Linked DNA regions of Homo sapiens: region 2 is linked to region 1. Evidence: read pairs that join two places in POLR2A ChIA-PET (ENCODE). Cell type or tissue: MCF 10A. All regions are shown on one strand. Each heading gives the region's core, and the rest is flanking DNA. Links, peaks and the distances in the headings are about the cores only. Region 1 overlaps SH3PXD2B (SH3 and PX domains 2B). Region 2 overlaps SH3PXD2B (SH3 and PX domains 2B).

Region 1 (8,329 bases), core at 105-8,104:
CAAGTAGCCAGCCCCTCCACCTACCACCCTCATGCAGACTTCGGGGTCCTGCCCAGCATGTCGGCAGGTTTGCTGGTTTATTGCCCATCTCCACTTAACAAGGGCAGGGTCTGGGTCTGCCTTGCTCCCCATAGTATCTCAACCCCTAGCAGAGGGCCTGGCATGCAGTCGGTGCTTAATAGATGTTGAAGACTGAATGAGTGAATGAATGGAAACCATTCAAAATCTCCATGCTGGAGTCTCGGTGAAGCAGGGTGGAAAGCTAAGAAACAGATTTGAAGTCTTCTTGTTAAGTAAAACATCAGGACTGTTGAGCGTTTTTTCACATCACAAAGTCGCCTTTCTGAGATGATGACTGACTCTTACCTCCTAAAGGATGCCGTGGCCCCTTCCCTGGCTCCATGAGTTACCTAGGAACGGGGAGCGCAAACAAGGAAGAAGGGTGGGCTGGATGCCCAAATCCTTGGTGTCAAAGGAGCCTGTTTTTGTGAGCAGGGATGGGGTAGGCATTGGGTGGTCTGAGAGCAAGGTGCTGAGGTTTCATGAACTTTTTCTGTCTTCCTGGCAAGGTGCTCAGAGCTTTTCCTCTTGTGCTAATCACAACTCTGTATGCTTGATGACCCCATTTTACCAGATAAGAAAGCTGAGGCTCCAGGAGTTAGGAAATTGTGTGAGTCCAGAGCTTCTTGACTCTAGAGCCCAAGCTCCCCCATTTCTGCCATGTTTTGAAATATAATCTGTGTTGGGTTTGATGAGGCCATGCCAGGTGAACTCCTTAGCGTGGCATTCAAGGTCACCTCCAACCTTGTCCTGATTTATCCTAACATTTTTCGTCTCTTCTCACCTGAAGAACCTTCTCCTATAAGTCCATGATATTCACACTGGTGTCTGGCCCCAGCCCCTGAAGTTGTTCTATCTTTTTCTGTTTGGAATGTGAATGTTCTCCTAAGAACTCATTTGAAAAGAGACTCTGGCTAAAACCACTGTGGAAACCGCTGCCAGGCACAGTGTGGCTTCACCCTGAGCTGGTCTTTGTTCTACCCTCATTCCCCTCTACCCACAGCCACTGCCTTCCTCTCCTGCTGTCTAAATCCTACATGACCATCAGTTACACTGTGGTGGCTCCAGGCTTCAGAGATCTCTCTCCTGCCCACTTCCGGTATCAACCTGGACTGGATTACGTGGGTCAGAAACCCAACTTGAACTGGCCACAAAAGTTATTCAAGACAGTGGATGTGGCCCAAGACATAATTATTGGCCCAGGAAACTGGACAGTCCAGGAATAAATTTAGCTTCAGGCAGAGCTGGATGTAAGCTTAGACTGTGTCATCGGGATGGTGGCTCCTTTCTCAGGCAGGCTCCCCCCCACCCCCAGTGAGGATGGGTAGCCCCCAGCAGCTCCACATCTTGACAGCCTGTCAACCTCAGGAGAAGAGCTTGGCTTTCTCCAGAGTTGGAGCAAAAGTCCCAGGGCGGGCCGGGCGCGGTGGCTCAAGCATGTAATCCCAACACTTTGGGAGGCCGACATAGGTGGATCACTTGAGGTCAAGAGTTCGAGACCAGCCTGAGCAACATGACAAAACCCCGTCTCTACTAAAAATACAAAAATTAGCCGGGCACGGTAGCGCTCGCCTGTAATCCTAGCTACTCGGGAGGCTAAAGCACGAGAATCTCTTGAACCCGGGAGGCAGTGAGCCGAGATTGTGTCACTGCACTCCAGCCTGGGTGACAGAGCTAGACTCCCTCTCCAAAAAGAAACCAAACCAAAAAAGTCCCAGGACAGACTCCTACTGGCTGTGATTGGCCCAGCTCAAGTCACATGTTCTCCCTTCAACCAATCACCATGAACAGAGAATGTGCGCCCCCCCCCCCAACCCCGTATCCAAGTGGGTGAGCTGAAGGTAGGGAAGGAGGATTCCAGGAGTCAGTCATCTTCACTTATGTATGCATTGTCTCTCCTTCTAACCGTCACCTCATGGAGGACAGGGACACTGCCTGTGAAACCCCAGGGCTTCTAACAGCACTGAGCGCCTTGTGTTTCTATGACATTTCTTTGTTTCCAAACAGCTTTCACTTGTGCATATATTTTAATTGTCACAACTACCCTATAGCAACAGATAGTTTATGCAGTCCAGGAATGGGTCACAGGTATGCTGATCCCTTAGCCCTTAGGTGTCTACCTGGTGTGTCCGGGGCCACCAAAGGCCCCAGCCAGGCACCTCTGACCTCTAATAGTCACCTCAGTTTGCCCGGGCTTGTTATCAATGTATTGTTTTCTGTGCGTGCCGTGACGTGTGACACAGGTTGGAAGCACAGCCCACTGGTTTATAAAATGGTCCTTCATCCTTAATTTCATCAGCACCTCACATCTATCCTGGGAGGCAGAGGAGGCAGAGGAGGCAGAGGAAGCAGGTGCTGTTAGCCCCATTCACAGGAGAAACTGGGACTCGGGGAAAAAATAACTTGGCCTAGGTCCTCGTCGGTGGAGACAGCATGATGGGCTGGCCTGTGGAAGATATAAGATGGCCAAGAGCTGCACGTCTCCGTGACTTCTCCTGATGAAAGTCAAGGTTTTAGGAATGACTGGCAAGATAGCCAGCCTGTCTCTCACTGAACTGAGCGGGTAGTGAGGAATCCTGGCAATGCCGAAAACAGCAGCTTCTCCTGAGCTGATGTGGTGCCACTGCATCCCCATACTTGATGTCATTCATCCTTTGCACAACTCTGTTGGGGGTTATTACACTCATTTTATTGAGGAGGGAGATGAGTCTTACAGCAAGCAACTTGTCCAGCCAGTCATTGGCAGAGCTAAGGCTGAAACCCACGTCTTTCTGACTCTGAGTCTTGTGCTCCCCCTGGGTCCCAGAGATTGGGAGACCACCTTCTGGTGTTAACACCCATCTCCTCTGTTGCTCCCGCAGGTCTACATCATCCGGGTCACGTGGTCCAGCGGCTCCACCGAGGCCATTTACCGGCGCTACAGCAAGTTTTTTGACCTCCAGGTAAGGATTTGAGGTCTCTGGTGAGCTGCAGGATCGGAAAGAGTTTAATTGGACTTACATTCCACTACAGCTTTAGAGTCCAGAATTTTTTTAATTTCCCAGACTTAAAAATGACATCCATGGCTGGGCGTGGTGGCTCACACCTGTAATCCCAGCACTTTGGGAGGCGGAGGTGGGTGGATCACTCGAGGTTAGAAGTTTGAGACCAGCCCGGCCAACATGGTGAAACCCCGTCTCTACGAAAAATACAAACATTAGCCAGGTGCGGTGACGGGTGCCTGTAATCCCAGCTACTCGGAAGGCTGAGGCAGGAGAATTGCTTGAACCCGGGAGGCAGAGGTTGCAGTGAGCCGAGATCGTGCCATTGCACTCCAGCCTGGGCAACAAGAGCAAAACTCCATCTCAAAAAAAAAAAATGACATCCATTACTTTTGAGACACAAATAATGTGCTTTGTTGCTTTATGCTTTGATATTTCATATTTCCTCCATAAGAGAAAGGGTGCCTGTTAACTGCTCCAGAATGGAGGGTAATCTGGAAATCATTTCCAAATGGCTTTGGCATGCAGTGTTTGAACTTAAGTTTTAAACAATAATCGTGTTTGCTGGTGAGCTGGGTTTGTTGAGTGTGTCTAGACTTTTGGGGCCATTCAGCTCTGAAGACAGACCTGCATCTCCTGCCTCACCTTGGCCTCTCTCCACAGGCCTTTGCCCTCCCCACACACTCCTGTGCCTTCCCGGCTCACTCATGGCTCCAGTAACCCCTTCTGCCCTTCAGGACTCTCATCCCCTAGGAAACCTTGCCTTTGTTCCCTGGCCAGCGAGGGCCACCCATTCTGTGCCCCTACAGCTCTGTGTGTCTCTCTGTATTGAAGCTGTCTGCTTGTCTGTCTCCCTGCCTAGACTGTGACTATTGTGGGCCAGAACCACATCTTTCTCTTCCTGTCTGTCCTTAATAGTTTATTCAAGGCCTAACACACAGTATATGTCCAGTCAGTGTTTGGTGAATGAATGAATGAATGAACGAACACCATGTATACTACCAGTCTTATAGGGAGCCAGGCAGAATGTGAACAGCTCGGTATAAGCACATCCCCATTAGGGTAAAACAAGTCTAACCAGTGGGTTAGTAGTTTCTTCTTGATGTCACTAATGGCGTGTAACAGCAAGTGTGGGAGGTAGTCATGGTTCCTCCTCATAGGATGTAACAGAGTTATTTGGAAAACCCTCGGGAGACATTGGGAACTTGCCCGGCTTTCTGAACATGTGTCTTCTCCCAGCCTCCTGGTAAGGGGCTATGTCACCTCTCAGGCCAACACAAGTCTCCATCCTGACGTGACAGTCTTCTTTTCAGTCAGAATGCTTCTGTTGCGAGTGACAGAAACCCAACTGAAGCTGGCTGAAGTAAACAGGAGGTTTTTTCGCGGATGTAACTGAACGTCCTAGGAGAATATATCTCCCAGGCTTCAGGCACATCTTAATCCAGGGTTTTTTTGGTGTCACCTGATCTGGCTTCTTCCTCTCATTCCAATCCCTCCTTCCATGGTGCTGGCTTTATCCTCGGATCCCACATGATTGCACAATGATACAACAGCTCTGGGCTCACACCCAGCAGGAAAGGGTAAAAGTCACTTGTCAGAAATCCCAGCAAACACATTATTGTGTGTCATAGGCTCAACTCGACGCCAATCAATATGAGTGAGAAATGTCGCAGCCAATGGGCTTGCCGGGGTCCCTGCTCCACCCAAGAAGTCAATAAGGGTGGAGACTGACACCTGAAGGAGGTAGTTTCACAAACTGCCGCGAACAGAGGTGAAGTCAACATTTCCTGGCCGTCAGAAGACTGCCTCTGTCCTTTGTACATCATCCTGTCTTTTTGCCACACAGTTTCTCTCAGAAGGTTGGCATCCTTCATTATTCTGACCTAATCTGCTCCTGACAGTGCTGAATAGAGAATTTTCAGAGCTTGTGTTTCATTATTTTGTAGGGGGAGGGGAAATAATGTGTTCCTAACTGGTTTCCCGAAACGCCTACATAACAAACTGCCAAGAGTCATTGCATAATATAAAGCAAGTGAGACACCAGTTACCTAATTATTTAAAATGTAATGAATTCATTAGTGATGTTTTGTGTTCAGTATGCAATAATATCAAACAGTATCATAAACAAATTATATTTTTGCTTCTGCTCTGCAGCAAACAGAATGTAAATAAACAAAGCAGCTATAAGTTAAAGATGCTAAGATACCATCTAAAGTGAACTTGACAGGAGCGAACACTGGGGCAGGGGAAGAAAGATCTAAACCCTGGGGAAGAGGAAGGGAGGATCACAGTGGGGATGCCCAGCATCTTTCGATGCCATGGGCAGGAGGCACAGTCCTGGCTGAGAATGAATGAGATACAAATGGAGGACCCTCCACATTCTTTACCCAGATCTGTGGTGATTTATGCTGATTCACTATAGCAGGTCTTCAAAGAGTGAGTGTTAGGTAAACATGTTTGCAAGTTGCTAGACTGACTTTTTGTGCAGTGAGGGTCTAGATAGGGAGGGCTACCTGTATTTTGCTTTCAGAGGCCTCTTGCCTGCCTGACACCTCCAAGGAGCAGAAGAGGAGGTACAGAACAATAACACCTGATTGTTATCCCAGGAATTATTTACATCCACCGAGCAAAGCCCACTCAGCTAGCTTGGGCACGAAGAGAGGGGTGGGGTTGGATATATTGTTCCCTGAAACCCAGAGCAGAAAATGCAGCCAGCCTCGCAGGGGCCAGGAACCAGCTGGCAGCTCCCGGGCCATCTGTCCTTGTAGCCTCAGGATCTCCCATGGAGCCTGTTCTGGACCACTTCCTGCAGTTGCCCACTGGCCCACATCCCCCAAGAGCAACCCCCAGTGAGCACCTTCCACCTGGAGCTGCAGTGTCCTTCCCTGTTGTCAAAGCACTAGAGTTTCTGGATGCTGATTCCAGTCTCCAGAAGGGAGAATCTGATTGTCCTAAGGGCCCTGGATCATAGTTCACTGCTGAGCCTGTCAGCTGTTGCCGAGGAGGTGGGGACGTAGAGTCATCTGGAAGAGATTTAATGAGAAGCGGAGTGGGAAGGGGGCCCTGGAAGTGCTTATGCAAATGTTGTTCATTGCTGACATGTCGAGGCACGCGTCCAGGCCCTGTGCAAGGTGGACTGGGTTCTCTGAGTTCCCTGTTCCAGCGCAGCCTAAGGCTTAAGACCTTGGCTTTCAGTCAGACAGACCTGGGTGCAAATCTCAGCTTTGCCTGTTCAGGGCTCAGCTTGGGGTCACCGCTGTATGTTTCTGAGCCTCAGCCTCCTCATCTGCATAGTAGGAATGAAAGTGCCTTCCTCGTGCATTTATTGTGCTGGTTAAGCGGACGCACCTGGCTCAGTAAGCGCGTTAGCTGTCAGCCGTCCCTCTGCACAGGTGTGACTTGCCCAAGCTGATACCCTTTGGGAATGCTTGAGCCAGGGTTTGATCACGGGTCTTCCTGTCCCAAGGCCAGTGTTCCTTCCACTCTCCTGTTCCGACTCAACTTTCTTATTTCTACCAGAACTTAAGGTTTTCCTCCATGCTCAGCATAATCGGTAATAACTGGGGGGTTGCCGTGACAGGCTTCCCTCCTGTAACAAAGTTGTCTAAGGCAGGACTTCATCCAGGCTCAGAGTCCCAGATGGACGGCTGGAGTGGGAAAGTCATGGAATTCCAGAGGGTCCTGCTTATCCTGGAAGCATCGTGGAACCGGCCGCCTCCTCCCCCACACACACCCCAGCAGGGAAAGCTGGAAGAGGTTAGGGCAGGATCGCACCAGCCCTTGCGGGCCTGCAACACCCTGGAGTTAGATGATTTCATGATTCCACCCTCCCCTCCCTCTTGTCTGGCAAGCAGCCCTGGTATTTTCAGAAGTAACTTGGCCCAAACAGCGTGGGGAGAGCCGAGCCTTGGTGGAGGAGCAGCAAGGCCAGTGTGGCGTAATGGAAAAAGCAGAGGACTCAGTCAGGAGACCTGGGGCCCAGCCACCCTCCAGCTGTGTGGCCTTGGGCACACCCCTTAACCCCTCTGTGCCTGAGAGCCCTCATTGGTGACATGGGGTGAAAACAATAGAAACAGCTGGCATTTCTGGAACACTGAATGTGGGCCCCCATCCTGCTAAACATCTAGATGTAGTGACTCATTCAGTCCTTCAGACAAGCTTATCCAATTACGCAAATGAAGAAACCCAGGCTCAGAGAGGTTAAGTGGTTCGCCCGAAGTCACACAGCTAGTGAGCCTCAGAGCTCAGATTGGAAGCTGGCAGGCGACCCCAGTATCCACACTTTTAGCTGCTCTGCTTTTCTGGGGCTCCTCTCTCTAGTGGCTGCTTCACAAGGTTCTCGTGAGTTAAAACTTATCTGTGTCCAAAAGAGGCAGATTCATAGACAGAAAGCAGGTTCGTGGCTGCCAGAGGCTAGGGGAAAACGGGAAGATACTGCTAATGGGTACTGGGTACCTTTTCGGGGTGATGAAGATGTTCTAGAATGATTTAGTGGTCATGGAGGCATAACCTTATGGATATACTGGAAGCCACTACATTGAACACTCTAAAAGGGTGACTTTTATGGTATGTGAAGTATATCTCAGTGTAAAAGGGATGGTGAGTGCCAGAGCAGTTTCTAGGCTGTCGAGCACCAAGCAAATGTCAGCTATTAGGATTATTGATGGGCATGGGTGCTGCTAGGAATTGGCGTAAAGATTAGAGGAGATGATGCCAGTTAATAGAGTGGTGAAGATCCTGGGCTTTGGGATTAGACAGGGCTGGGCTTTGATCCAAATTCTGCCACTTGCTGGCCATGAGATCTTGTTTTCATCAGAACTCTTTTAGGTACAAATGACAGAAGCCCAGTCAAGATGGATTATTCAAACAGAGCATTGATTAGCTGAGTGTAACTGAGAAGTCTAAGGAAATTGGCTTCAGGTGTGGCTGGATCTAGGCACCACACATCAATGAGGACTTGGCTTTCTTCACTTCTTAGCTTTCTTTGTGTCCAGGCCAGTTGATGTCCAGCTGGTGGCAGCCACAGCCCCAGGCTGCATCCCACAGATAGCCCAGCGACTTCAGGGAAAGAGAACACCCCAACAGTTAAAGCAAAAGTCTCATTGGCTCATCTTGGGTCACATGACCAGGCTATTCGGGACCAACCTGGGGACTGAAAGTAGAATCAGTGTCCTGCCAGTGCATGGAGACTAACAGAGCAGTGGCAGATTCCCTGGAGGACATCATGGAAATGGCCTGTAGGTGATAGAAAACAATATGCCCCCTCCAACGGGGGCAGGACATTCAGG
Region 2 (8,329 bases), core at 290-8,289, 59 kb after region 1:
GAGCAGGGAGTGGCATGATCAGAGTAGCATTTTTGAGCAAGCATTCTGGCTGCTGTATGGAGGGCAGACTGGAGGGGCAGGACAGAGACCAGTTACAGGATCTGCCTCCCCTCCCCTCCCCTGGCCCCAGGGAAGCCCCTCTCAGACCCTGGGGCAGAGGGTGTGGCTCCATGAGGACATGGTGAAGCCAGGTGATGGAGCACTGCACAGAAAATCTGTGTGAAACCTGCGGCTCTGTGAGGAAATCCTCACAGCCACTCCCTGACCCCACACCAGCCAACGACTGCCTGCCTGGAAGACGTGGGCATGTCTCTTTGAGCATTAACCTGGGCAGCAGGTGCAGGCACCAACCTGGCTGTGAAGTGGGTGCTTTTTCTCTTTCCTTTCCAGTTCTTTCTGTCAAGCTGAGGCACAGGGAAACACACTTACCTGGTCCAGCTCACCTGAGGGCCCAGACAGAAGGGAAACTGCAATCCTGGGGTTTTGAGCCCTCGGGCAGGCTGTATCCTGGGGTAGATGCTGGATTGGATTCAGAGAAGAGTGAGTCTAGTGACCAGGACACAGGTAGTCAAGAATCTTCAAAAGCCAGCATCCTACATTCATTCATTCACTGGACAGCACCTTCAAAGAGCTAGTAAGTGCCAGGTGGTTCAGAGGCAGTCAAGGCCACTGCCCTCAAGAAGCTCATTGTTAATGGGGCCAGCAGGAAGGGGACGTGAAGCAGCCCACTCTCAGGCCACTGCTCACGTGGCTGGGCTGGCTTGGGGGAACTGTCATCTTGAGTCTAGAAAAAGTCGGCCCTGCCACCTGACCTCGGGGGAAGTGGAGGATGAGGAGAGGGCTGGAAATAGCAGACAAGCCTTGAGACACCCAGAGATGTCAGACTGAGCCTGACCAGGCCCTCGGGGAAGGAGAGCCCGCAGGCCTCAGACCACCCTTCTTCCTCCGTCATCTTATCTTTTCTCACTGTCGTGCCCCAACACCCAGAAGAGCCTGGAGTCAAGTGGACAGAGTCCAGCTTTGTCCATAGCCAGCTGTGTGATCCAGAGAAAGTCACTTAACATCTCTGAGCCTCTGTGTTCCTGCCCACAAAATGGGGGTGGCAGTACCCAGCTTGCAGGGCAGCTGTGTTGGGATGGTTTCTGTGCTGTCTGTAGGCTGTGATAGACCCTCATTGAGGCTGCTTCCTGCCCGATCTTCTGAACCATCAGCCTGCATCTTCTGTTTCTTTCCTGCTCTCTCTTCCTCTGTTCTCCTCATGCTTTCTCTATGCAGAGTGCAAGCAGCAGGGTTGTCCCCAGCCCAAAGGCCCTCCCATTTCCCTGTTACCCTCAGGCAGGGAGGGGGAGTGGCCAGAGCATGGGCACAGAGCCAAGAAGCAGTACCCTTCACCCAGCTACAATGCCCTATTCTGCTTTTTCACATCAAAAATCCAGACCTCATGGTTCTAACAAGGGGCTTCTGTGCTGCTTCTGGTTGCAGAGGCTGGAGTGCAGTGGTGTGCTCGTGGATGCTTAACTACCAGCTCTCCAGTGGAGAAGCCCTGCTTTGTAGCATTTGCCAATTTCTGTGGTGTAAATACTCCCACCATGGCCAATTTCGAGCTACCAACAAGACACCACCCAACAGAGTGGGGAGAGATGCACAAAGTCAGCTCTGTGCGCTGGCTGTCCCACACTGCTCCACAATTGGGTGGTTTTGGTTTTGTTTGGTTTTTTTGGTTTTTTTGGGCGGGGAGCGGAGGACGGAGTTTTGTTCTGTCACCCAGGCTGGAGTGCAGTGGTGCGATCTCAGGTCACTGCAACCTCTGCCTCCCGGGTTCAAGCGATTCTCATGGCTCAGCCTCCTGAGTAGCTGGGACTACAGGCGCGTGCCAGCATGCCCAGCTCCTTTTTGTATTTTTAGTAGAGACGGGGTTTCGCTATGTTGGCCAGGCTGGTCTTGAACTCCTGACCTCAGGTGATCCACCCTCCTTGGCTTCCCAAAGCGCTGGGATTACAGACATGAGCCACCACGCCTGGCCAATTGGGTGTATTTTGACACAAAAATGTGGGGTTTCCTGGATATTTTAATGATTTATAGGAACAATAGGAAAGACTATTTTGAATCAGGACTTTTAGAATACCAGGGCCCTCCTGTGACCGCAAATGTCTGGCTGCCCTTCCCCCACATTTAGCCTGCTGCTCTAAAAGTCACCCAGCTGCCCGCTTCTCTCTGGGGTCTCTGAACTCAGATGTCCTTGCTATTTAAATCACCTGTATTCTGCATTATCTTTTCATTTATTTGTCAGATATGTCTTAGCGCTTAACCAGGGCCACACGACTCCCAGGAAGCTGTCCACCCTGAATCCCATGGCACAGCCTCCCTGGAGCACCTCTCTACTTCGTTCCCTCCTACTGCCACTGCCCTGGTTCAGGCCACCTTCGCCTCTTCCTTGACATCTTCATGTCTACCAGCTAGTCTCCTGCTTTCTTTCTTGCCAACCTCTGATCCATTCTCCACATGGCAGCCAGAATTATCTTTTTAAAGATGTAACTCTTGTCATTCCTTTCTCAAAGCCCTTAATTGACTTTCTACTTCAAGGTTAAAAGCAACCCAACTTCTTTACTTAGCCCCAAAGGCCCTGCCTGATCTGACCCATGCTTGCCTCGGGGACCTCACTCAGAACCACTCTTTCCATGCACTTCCTCACCTAGCCTCCTTCCAGTCCCGAAGACCCCAAGTCCTTTCCCATCTCAGAGTGTGCCTACGCTGCTCTTCCCCCATTCTCTTCATGACCCCTCCTCCTCTCTCGGGTCCCTGCGTTATGTCACCTCCTTAGGGAGGTCTTGCCAGCCACCCCGTTAAATGTAGCATTGTCTTTCCCCTTCATTCTCTGTCCCAGCATCCTGGTTGTTTCCATCAATTTTTCATAAACTAACGCTTACATAATTCTATATCTTATTAATTATATATACTTATGTACATGTCTCTCTCTGTGACTAGATTGAGTTACTTGAGGCTGGGAGTCACAGCTGTTTTATTCACCGTTGTACTCTTTAGAGTATCTGGAACATCACTGGTGATTTCATAGATTAATAGGCGAGTGATTTTGGATGGGTGATGAGATGGTTGATGGATGATGGTGTTTAATTTGATATATCATGAGTGGATAGATGGTTGAATGGACGGCAGATAGATGAATGTTTGGATGGATGGATAATGGAGGATGGATGGATGGATGGATGGACAGATGGATGGAGGGATGGCTAAGTATGAATGAATGAGCTTTCCCTCTAGGCTGTCAACATCTTCAGAGCAGGTACCATATCTTAATCAACTCTGAACCCCCAGTGCCTGCAAATAGCACTTGGTCAATTTTGGTGGTTGAGTAAGCACATGAATAGAACAATGAATGGATGAAGTCACCCTTGAGATGAGTCCTGTAACTGCTGCTTTTTTATTTGGAACGTCCTCTTGACCCGCCCTACTGCTCTGACTCCTGCTCTTTCATGCATGAGTGGTGGCCAGATGTCATGTCTGTTTCCTATCCACAGGGGGTGACCAAACCTCAGTGGACCCCATGGTCCTGGAGCAGTATGTGGTGGTAGCCAACTACCAGAAGCAGGAGAGTTCGGAGATCAGCCTCAGCGTGGGGCAGGTGGTGGACATCATCGAGAAGAATGAGTCAGGTGGGGACCTAGACCATCTCCCTCTCCCACTACCCTGCCACCAAGCCCCTGGGACATGAAACATTTGGAAACTCAGAAACTGAAATGGCCAGTCCAGACTGGCCAGTTCCCATAGATCCTGCTGAGGGTCTCCTAGAAAGAGGCCCCTGTTTGATCACTGTGCTTGAATATCCCACCTGGCCACCACTCACCATTATCCTTTTGGCTCAGATGGTACCGATTTGTTCTGACGTTGACATTTTATAAACATTCCTTCTGGTTCTAAAGCACTGGCAGACAAAGTCCAGCATTCACTGGAAATGTGCTCTGTTGATTTGCCTTTGCTTACCCATGGGAGTCTCCGAGAAGGCTCCATTGCTCTGGGCTCTAATGGGACAGGCGCATTCCCTGTCTCCTTAGCCTACCTGCCCATCACAGGGACCACTGGTCATGAACACTGGCTGGGTCTGGGACAGAATGTGGTATGACTGAGACACTTAACCTGGATTTCCATCAGAATTCCACATTTCACAGTGGTTCAGTGCCTTCATTCTCTGACTGTTCGTTTTCTTATCTACAAAATAAAAACTTCTGCTCTTAAGAGTGATTGTAAAGATTAAGTGAGATAAGATACAAAGAGTGCTTAAACTTGTGCTTAGCACACAGTAGATGCTCAAAAAAATGTGGGTTTCCTTCCCGTTTGCCTTCCTTAGCTACAAAGCAGCCATTGCACCCCATTGAAGGCAAAGAGCAGGAAATAAGCAGATCCTCCCTGGGAAAATGCAGTGGAAACGACTGGGTTTGTTGTGGCTAACATGTGACGTTAGCTAATCCTATCATTAGTGGGTCAGTCTCTGTGACAGCCCAATGGCGAGTTGAGGTCCAAAGAAGAGGAGAAAGATGATGTTTCTAACATCATCTGGATGGTGGTGGCATTAGTCACGAGACCAGCGCCAGCCAGCCAAACTTCCTTGGTTACTCAACATAGGAGTTGCCATCCCTGCTTCACAGCTGATGCAACCATGACTCCAAATAACTCAGTCACTCACCCCACATCTCACAACAGCCTGCAGAGCCAGAATTCGAAACCAACTCCAGCAGCCCCTAAGGCCATGTGACTTTCCAGTTCCTGAGAATGAGTGTGTGCAGATTGTATGATGTGGCTAGGACACAACCATGGGGACGTAAAGACAGGAGCACCCACTGCCCTGGGCCCCCAGCTTGCAGGAAGTCAGGAAGCTTGGGTGACTGGGAAGAAGTGTGGGGGCCAGGAAGAGTGTTGGTATGTCCAGAGGGCAGCAAGAAGAAGGGAGAGGGTGAGTGGGTACATCTTCAAGTAGCCAACACACTGATGACATTTATTTTTAATTATATTGTACTTATCCAAGTAATACGTGGATACATTATTCTTAGAAGATTAATGATGAAACTAAAATCTATTTTTTCTACCAGCTTCAACCCTAACCCCCTTTCTGAACCCTAGATAGCCCTTCTATCCATTAGGTATGAATCTTTCTTGAAAATGTTATATACACATGTGTGTATGTGTGCGTGTGTGTACGTGTGAACATATACACTCACACATACACAGGTACTCATTCATACATATATACTTGTACATATACAAACACATCATATTTTGTATGTATATATATGTATTTTTGTGGGTTTTTTAAAAACCCAATGGTGTCATTGTATACATTTTGATCTGCAACTTTTTTTAGTTACTATCTAGCTCCTCTGATACTTTTTCACATCTGCGTAGTATTCAGTGCCCGAGTGAGCCATGTTCATATATTCATATTCGTACTCCAGTGTGAACATGTCTGTGTGCACGTCAGTGTTTCTTTAGGTTAGATTCCAACAAGTGAAACAGCTGGACCCTAAGATACACATATCTTTTTTTACTTATTTAGTTTTTTTGGAGACGGAGACTCACTCTGTTGCCCCGGCTGGCATGCAGTGGCACGATCTTGGCTCACTGCAGCCTCCACCTCCCGGGTTCAAGTGATTCTCCTGTCTCAGCCTCCCAAGCAGCTGGGACTACAGGCACATGCCACCATGCCTGGTCAAGTTTTGTATTTTTAGTAGAGACAGGGTTTCACCATATTGGTCAGGCTGGTCTCGAACTACTGACCTCAGGTGATCCACTCGCCTCAGCCTCCCAAACTGCTGGGATTGCAGGCGTGAGCCACTGTACCTAGCCAGGACACACATATTTTAAATTTTAAGATACCACCAACTTGTCTGCTTCCAAAACAGTGGCTGTTTTGATTTATCCTCCCTCCAGCAGTGTGTGAGGCATTAGTGAAAATGGTTAAGAGCTCAGAGACCGCCTTGGTTTGAATCCTGGCACTGCTGCTTTCTATCTTTGTGACTTTGAGAGAGTTGCTGAGCCTCGGCTTCCCCATCTGTAAAATGGCAGCAATAATAATACACACCTCATAAGGCTGTGGTGAGGATCTAGCAAGCTAGGAGTGGACGTGCAGCACTTGGGACAGTATCTGACACATCACTGTTGCCATTGCTATCATTGTGTTATGACAGTTTCCTTATCTTCATACAAATATTTACAAATACAAATATTTAGAAAATCGTAGACCCACCATGCATGAGCCACCACGCCCGGCCGACAGCACATATTTATTATCTAATAGTCTGTGGGTCAGAAGTTCAGCATGGTCTCACTGGCCTAAAATCAAGGGATCGACAGGGCCCCATTGCTTTCTTTAGGTTCCGAATAGGATCTGTTTCCTTGCCTTTTCCAGATCCTGGAAGCCGCCTTGGCTCATGGCCCTTTCTTCCTTCTTCAGCGCCAGCAATGTTGCACCTCTCTGTGTCTTTCCTCAACAGCCACATCTCCCCATGACTTCTGCCTCCTTCTTGCATATTAAGGACCCCTGGGATTACATTAGGCCCACCCAGAGAATCTGGGATAAACTCCCTATTTTAAGGTCAGCAGATTAGCAACCTTAATTCCCTAGTGCCACGTAACTTCATATATTTACAGGTTTGAGGGATTCGAACACAGACATCTTTGTGGGGAGGGGGTCATTATTCTCCCTCCCACAGGCCCCATGCAGGCCTTTCTCATTGGGGAATGTCTGAGCCGGGGTGAGAGGCCTCTGAAGCAGATGCTAAATCTGCATCTAGGCCTTTACAGTCAAACAGCCCCGTGCACACGTCACAGCTCTACCGCAGCCACGTGAACTTGGACAAGTCGGTTTGCCTCTTTGAGCCTCAGTTTCCTCATGTGTGCAGTTGGGATGATAATGTGAAGATTGTATTTAATGCAAGTGAAATGATGGGTGCATCACACATCTTAGTGAAGGTGAACGTTCTTTATACTTTTTTTTTTTTTTTTTTTTGAGATGGGGGTCTCACTCTGTCGCCCGGGCTGGAGTGCAGTGGCACAATCATAGCTCACTGCAGCCTTGACCTCCTGGGCTCAGGTGATCCTCCCAACTCAGCCTCCCGAGTAGCTGGGACTACAAGCATGCACCACCATGCCTGGCTAATTTTTAAATTTTTCGTACAGACAGGGTTTTGTCATGTTGTCCAAGCTGGTCTTGAACTCCTGAACTCAAGCAATCCATCCAAAGTGCTGGGATTACAGGCATGAGCCACCGTGCCCTGCCTCTTTATTGTTGTCATTTAGGATGACTTTACTCTTCCCTGTCCCAGGCTCAGGAGCAAGTTTCTGGACCTGCTTTTAGCAGTTAGCAGGTAACATTGGTAGTTGTGTTCTACCAATAAAATGGTAACTTTAGCCTTACCCTGTGCATTCACTGGTACAGTGGCTGAATAGATTATTATGTTCTGACCCCCGGCCTCATGCTTGATGCAACTAACATCATTCTGCACTCTTGCTTCCCCAGGTTGGTGGTTCGTCAGCACTGCCGAGGAGCAAGGCTGGGTCCCTGCAACGTGCCTCGAAGGCCAGGATGGGGTGCAGGATGAGTTTTCTCTGCAGCCTGAAGAAGGTAGGGAGGAGCTCGAGCCTCTGCTCACTGGGGAGGACCTGTGCAGTCATCGCCTATACTGGGTTGCCTTTTCATCCAATCTCTTCTTTTGGCCTCTGCCTCTGCGTCTCAGCAGCTCACTGGCTGAGGCTCCATGGCCTGTGAACCAGAAACCAGGCCATGGTATTAGAGCTGAGGGGCAAGCCCGCCCTCTCTTAGGGGCCTTTGGTAGCAACCTATGTGAGCCTGGCCAGAGCTCGAGCCCTAACCCTTTCATGGGACCCCAGGAGGGCCCCAGCCTGATCGCCAAAAACAGTTCACTATTCCTCCCTCGAATTATTCTGGCGGCCAAGGTGCTGGAACTGCTTCAGCTCATTTGCAAGACATTTGACCCCATCTGTTTAAAAACCTCTGCCTTCTCTGTGGGTTTAAGTGGTCCTGACCAGGGGTCCCCCTCCACTCACCCACAGACACACTTCCGTTGTTTCCCAGAGAACCTTCCCTATGCATGTCCTGAATGGTGACTCCTGCCATGCCAGAAATGCTAAGTCCCAGCCAACTCCCTTTCCCCGCTAGAAACATTCCTAAAACTAGGGCAGTTAGTGAGTTCACTTCACTCATCAGCAGGGGCTTAGGAATCAGACACACCTGAATTTTAATCTCAGCTGTACCACTTCCTGGTTGAGTGGCCTTGGGCCAGTAATTTAACCTCTCTAA

What was found. ChIA-PET counts read pairs that join two places held together with the same protein. Peaks named below come from ENCODE experiments on the same cell type or tissue, not always from the same donor. Only the 100,000 strongest peaks of a DNase experiment are listed, where the experiment ranks them.
Region 2: POLR2A ChIA-PET joins it to region 1 with 29 read pairs; 5 of 35 experiments call an interaction of 5 or more read pairs at or near these places.

The regions. Positions count from the first base shown.
Region 1 is chr5:172,417,089-172,425,417 of GRCh38, reverse strand. It overlaps SH3PXD2B (SH3 and PX domains 2B), which reads left to right. Exons shown (of 13, transcript NM_001017995.3): 2 at 2,922-3,002. Among named protein-coding and RNA genes, the nearest start is that of SH3PXD2B, 33 kb to the left of the region's middle. RefSeq lists a silencer at 4,629-4,678 and enhancers at 4,499-4,793, 6,440-7,416. In MCF 10A, for the core only: no CTCF peak of the experiment used is centred there; DNase peaks (open chromatin) are centred at 4,667, 6,137 and 6,987.
Region 2 is chr5:172,358,077-172,366,405 of GRCh38, reverse strand. SH3PXD2B (SH3 and PX domains 2B) reads left to right here. Exons shown (of 13, transcript NM_001017995.3): 7 at 3,537-3,671; 8 at 7,529-7,633. Among named protein-coding and RNA genes, the nearest start is that of UBTD2, 78 kb to the right of the region's middle. RefSeq lists enhancers at 4,577-4,806, 3,793-4,992. In MCF 10A, for the core only: no CTCF peak of the experiment used is centred there; a DNase peak (open chromatin) is centred at 4,665.